Regions from separate parts of the Homo sapiens genome. Here region 1 is linked to region 2. Evidence: read pairs that join two places in POLR2A ChIA-PET (ENCODE). Cell type or tissue: HepG2. All regions are shown on one strand. Each heading gives the region's core, and the rest is flanking DNA. Links, peaks and the distances in the headings are about the cores only.

Region 1 (2,910 bases), core at 165-2,664, 210 kb after region 2:
CTCCACTAAAAATACAAAAATTAGCCGGGTATGGTGGCGCGCACCTGTAGGCCCAGCTACTTGGGAGGCTGAGGCAGGAGAATCACTTGAACCCGGGAGGCGGAGGTTGCAGTGAGCTGAGATTGCACCATTGCACTCCAGCCTGGCAACAGAGCAAGACTCCATCTCAAAAAAAAAAAAATAAATAAAGTATATACTTTCAGGGTTTATAGACTGCTTGAGAGAAGGTTTAAAAGTTTGTTATATTGCAGTGCATGGAAATAGGTGAGCAGTGCTTTTCGTTAGAGGTTTATGATGAATCGCTTTATTCAATGAGTTACAGTTTGGATGTGGATTTTAATTAGGTGGCTGCTTCAACAGTTTTTGTTTTTGTTTTTGTTTTTTGTTTTTTTTGAGGCAGAGTCTCGCTCTGTCACCAAGGCTAGAGTGCAGTGGCACAATCTCGGCTCACTGCAACCTCTGCCTCCCAGGTTCAAGCGATTCTTCTGCCTCAGCCTCCTGAGTAGCTGGGACCACAGGCATGTGCCACCACGCCTGGCTAATCTTTATATTTTTAGTAGAGACGGGGTTTCACCATGTTGGCCAGGCTGGTCTCGAACTCCTGACCTCAAATGATCCACCCACCTCTGCCTCCCAAAGTGCTGGGATTACAGGCGTGAGCCACTGCGCCTGGCCAGTTTTAGTTTCTTGATTAGTTCAAACTTCATCTTTTAAAGTTTTACCTTCTGTATTTAGCTGTAGTTCTATACAATTACAAGATACATTCAGCCTCGACTAGGTCAAACTCACTGTGGATTTCATTAACCAGGCCCAATTTAATTTAGTGCTGCCTTTCTGTTCCTTTTAAAAATTGTCCTGGATGTCAGGCCTTTGCTGGGTTTTGCCTTAACGCCTCCTTTGCTCGCCCTTGAATTTTAGCAAACGAGTCAGGAGAGACTCCGCTGGACATTGCCAAGCGCCTCAAGCACGAGCACTGTGAGGAGCTGGTGAGTCTCCCACCACAAGGACGGGGTGGGGCACCTGTCACGGGACAGGGAGCCAAGCCTGTCCTCCTTGGGCAGGGTTTGCTGTGAACCAGTGTCCTGAGCAGAGCTCAGTGTTTCTGATGGGATGAGCCGAGAATCAGCCTGCCTTGGAGAAGGTATGCTAGGGAGTCTACAGGGAAACCTAGGGGGACCCACCCCTCGCAGTGAGACTTGGGGTGTGAGTCAGTGTTTGCTGGTTGGCCGTGTTGGTAACATCACTGCTGTGGTGGGACAACTGGAACAGAGGCCCGAGGCCACCACAAGGGCCTGCTCTCTGGCCTCCGTAAGCTGTTTACTTGCTACTTTGCAGGACATCAAGGCCAACCTCCTTTCTTTGTTCCTCAGCCCCAGATCATGTGGGTTGCTCAATACCATCTTTTCCTGTTCTGGAAGAAAAGACAATGTAGACAGTAGAAAGAGCCCACCAGGCCAGGCAGCCCTGGCCTTGCCGGGGGCTCCCCAGCTTGGCTTGGGAAGGAAACTCTCTTAGGCTGTTTCCTTATTTCTACAGTGCAGTCAGTTATACCAGTATATAAGGTTGTTGTGAGAATTATTATCAAATGCTGTAAAGCAGTTGACACACAGCGCTCAGTAAATAGATTAAGGCCAGGCACAGTGACTCACGCCTTGTAATCCCAAAGCTTTGGGAGGCTAAGGCAGGGGATGATGGCTTGAGGCCAGGAATTCGAGATCAGCCTGGCAACATAGTGAGACTCTGTCTCTGCAAATGATTTAAAAACTAGCAACGCATGGTGGAGCATGCCTGTAGCCCCAGTTACCCAGGAGGCTAAGGTAGGAGGATCACTTTGAGACCAGGAGTTCAAAGCTACAGTGAGCCATAATGGTGTCACTGCACTCCAGCCTGGGCAACAGAGCAACACGCCATCTCCACAAAAACGTTTCGAATTAGCTGGGTGTGGTGGCACGCACCTGCAGTCCCAGCTACTGGGGAAGTTGAGGTGGGAGAATGGACTTGAGCTTAGGAGTTCAAGACTACAGTGAGCCATGATTATGCCAATGCGCACCAGCCTGGGGGAGAAAAAAAAGAACTATTAATAATAAATGCTATACAAGTGTAAGATAAGTAACAGGTCCTCTTTCTAAGCACTGTACATCCACGAGCTCATTTAATCTTTTTTTTTTTTTTTTTTTTTGAGATGGAGTCTTACTCTGTCACCCAGGCTGGAGTGCAGTGACATGATCTCTGTTCACTGCAACCTCCGCCTCCCAGGTTTAAGCAATTCTTCTGCCTCAGCCTCCTGAGTAACTCGGATTACAGGCACCTGCCACCACGCCCAGCTAATTTTTATATTTTTAATAGAGACGGGGTTTCACCATATTGGTCAGGCTGGTCTTGAACTCCTGACCTCAAGCAATCCACCCGCCTTGGCCTCCCAAAGTGCTGGGATTATAGGCGTGAGCCACCACACCTGACCTGTCTCATTTAATCTTCATAGCTACCTTATGACATAGTTTCTGCTGTTGTCCTCATTTTACAGATGAGGACACAGGCACAGGAAAGTTAAGTGACTTGGCCAGGGTCATGTAGCTACTATCTGGTTATGGGGGAAATTAAGCCCTGAGGTCCTGAGACACCCATAGTGTGTAACGAATTAACTTCTCTTCTGCACATGTAGAACGGAACTAGCTATCTACCTTCCTTGAGAGAACTGAGAAAATAGCCACACAGATCATTTTCTACAGCGTTTAATTCTCTCATCCTGGTTGAAAAGGCTGGGTTTACAGTGAATGAGCACATTCATTCTCCTGGGGTTGAGCTTTCTCCCATATGGAGTATGGATACTTGCAGGCTGATCAGCATCCTTTAGATCTCAAATATCCTTTGCCTGTTGTTTTGGGGAAAACTCTAGCCCTGTTTTTTCTG
Region 2 (2,910 bases), core at 196-2,695:
TGGTAGATACTGGGGCCATGGCAGGCCTGCCCAGCTGCAGTTGGAGGCAGAGCCGAGGGAGAAGTAGCCGGGCTTCCACCTTCTTACTCCTTCTGTCTCCTCCCAGAGCTTCCCACTGGCCAAGAGCCTCCAGAAGCCAGGGAATGCTGAGCCTGGGTACCCCGCCTGCAGGCCTCAGGCCCACTCTGTGACCCGGAAGAGAGGGAAGAGCCGCAAAGGGATCTGAGGGACAGGAGGCCCAAGACCTGGGCATCCAGAGAGCTGATTCTTCTGAGGTTTCAGAGGGAGAATGAAGCTCAGCTGGGCGGAGAGCCTTGCTCAGATGAGGAAGCAACAGAAACAAACTAGAACCCAGCTCTCCTGAGTCCCCATCCTACACTGCTGGCATGAATCACAGCCCAGCAGACAGATCCCAGCTGCTTCTGGTTTGGGCTCGTGTAGCTATTTCTCCCCTGGCCCTCGGGTCAGCTGCACTTACGGCATTTTAAGATTCAAATGGGGCAGGGCAAGGTGGGGAAGTCGGGGATGATAGAACACAGAAGACAGGTAGCCCTCGCCCACTATCTAGTGAAGAGACTCCTCTCCATGCTAAAGACACTGCATAGCACAGAAAAACAAAAGACAAGTGCCTTTTGCCCTGAGAATTCCACAATGTGTGACACCCGAAGCTTCGGAAAACAGGGCTAGGACATGGGTTGTCACACACACCCTTCTCGGTTTGCATGTGGAGGAAGGTCAACGGCACAGCTATAAGGAAAACTGCATTCCTTGTGAAAGCAAGGGTTGGATGTCTGGAGCAACATCTTCAACCAGTGTTTTCATTTACAGATAAAGAACCTGAGACTTGGAGAGGTGATGTGATTTGCCCGAAGCCACACGATGAGTTAGTGGTCAATCCATTCATCTTAATGTCAGCTAGAGCATCCCTCTGCCTGGTGACTGACTTCCCAGGGGCCACGAATCAAGGACGTGGGACAGTTAGTCAGGAAAAGGACCCGAGCCTCTGCCGTGCTTCCTCCATGGCCTATTTAACCTTTGTGACCTTGTATAGCCTGCCTGGGCACAGCTGGCTGTTGATAACTAAGGAGCCAATCAACATCCAGAGCTGGGTGCCCAGGGCGAGGCAGCAGGTCCAGTTCTCACCGTGGCTCTGCTGCAAAGCCTAGGGCAGCAGCTGAGGGGCAGGCAGGGAGGAGCGCAAGAGGCAAAAAAGCAGGTGAGGAGGTGTTACCTGAAAGGGGTCCCCATCCAGACCCCAAGAGAGCGTTCTTGGATGTTGTGCAAGAAAGAATTCAAGGCAAATCCATAAAGTGAAAAGTCTCTGGCCAGACTTTGGGAAAGTCACTAAACACCAGTGCCCTGAGGACACAGTCACCTTTCAGTCTGCTTCCAGCTCTAGGGTTTAATGAAAGCTGTCAGCCACTTGCGGTTCTGCCTCCCTTTTATCAACAGTGTCTGTTTGCAGAGCAGGAGCCATTCATCCCAGCGCTGTGCTTTCAGCTCTGTCCACTGACCCTCTGTCAATATTCAGCGCAACAGCAGGTCAGTGCCTTCCAGCCTGTGTCACTCAGCACATCATTAGCCGCAAAGTCACTGGAAGGACCGCATTCTCTGGATTGTGCTGTCAACTTTGACTTCCAAAATACCAGCACATGCAACACTTTACATAGTTCCCCATGAGTTGACCAACATTTGAAAAATCTAAAGAGATCACTCTGATGACTCTTATGACACTGAAGGAAATATGCTTTTCATATTTAATCTAGGCTATTTATTTTCCCATGAGATAGCCAGAGAGGTGGAAATTCTGAGCATTCTCTTTACCTTAAGACATTTTTCTTGAGCTGATTTTTGTCTAGGAATGTCAAGATACTCGACACCCCAAGACCATGATCTAAGCATCTGGATAGAAATCAGGAGTTTGGCCAGCCCAGACCACCAGAAATTCCTGCTCAACAAACAAGTTATTTGCATCTAGGCCATAAGTTAGTTGTTGAAGTACTTTCTTTAATCTTCTCCTTAAGTGATGGTGAAACCCACTTGTGGTGGGCATTAAATGCTTAAAAGCAGAAGTTCAAAGAATGCATTTCGCTGTTCTCCATAGGGTTTGGCGCTGCCTCTTCAGAATAGAAAAAACAGGACACACCATGGAAATGGGTGTGTTTTGTTTCCAGAGGGAAGTTCTCTTGCTGATGCTGTCAGGAGCCAGTCCCTTTCTGCCAACTCAGCAAGGTCTCCTGGGGTTAGAGAAACAGTCCCCCCTGCAGTCAGTGAGAAGAATGAGTGGCTGAGGAGCCCTGGAAGGACAGTCTTGATGCTGCAGGCCAGGTGCCTAAGGCAGCAGCTGGGGAGGAGGCGGGAGGAGCGCAAGGGGCAGAAGAGCATTTGAGGAGATGTTACTGGAAAGGGGTCCCCATCCAGACCCCAAGGGAGAGTTCTTGGATTCTCGTGCAAGAAAGAATTCTAGGCAAATCCATAAAGTCAAAGCAAGTTTATTAAGAAAGTAAAGGAACAAAAGAATGGCTACTCCATAGGCAGAGCAGCCCCTGAGGGCTGATGGTTGCCTATTTTTTATGATTATTTCTTGATTATATGCTAAACAAGGGGTGGATTATTCATGAGTTTTCCAGGAAAAGGATGGGCAATTCCCGGAACTGAGGGTTCCTCCCCCTTTTAGACCATATAGGGTAACTTCCTCATATTGCCACGGCTTTTGTAAACTGTGGTGGTGTTGGTGGGAGTGTCTCTTAGCATGCTAATCATTATAATTAGCGTATAATGACCAGTGAGAACAACCAGAGGTCACTTTCATCACAATCTCGGTTTGGGTGGGTTTTAGTGGGTTTTGACCGGCTTCTTTACCACAACCTGTTTTATCAACAAGGTCCTTGTGACCTGTACCTTGTGCTG

What was found. Peaks named below come from ENCODE experiments on the same cell type or tissue, not always from the same donor. Only the 100,000 strongest peaks of a DNase experiment are listed, where the experiment ranks them.
Region 1: POLR2A ChIA-PET joins it to region 2 with 6 read pairs; 2 of 35 experiments call an interaction of 5 or more read pairs at or near these places.

Annotation. Positions count from the first base shown.
Region 1 is chr2:9,379,823-9,382,732 of GRCh38, forward strand. ASAP2 (ArfGAP with SH3 domain, ankyrin repeat and PH domain 2) reads left to right here. Exons shown (of 28, transcript NM_003887.3): 20 at 919-986. Among named protein-coding and RNA genes, the nearest start is that of ITGB1BP1, 42 kb to the right of the region's middle. In HepG2, for the core only: no CTCF peak of the experiment used is centred there; DNase peaks (open chromatin) are centred at 1,319 and 1,669.
Region 2 is chr2:9,166,809-9,169,718 of GRCh38, forward strand. No RefSeq gene overlaps it. Among named protein-coding and RNA genes, the nearest start is that of ASAP2, 39 kb to the right of the region's middle. In HepG2, for the core only: no CTCF peak of the experiment used is centred there; a DNase peak (open chromatin) is centred at 1,483; H3K27me3 peaks cover 44 bases.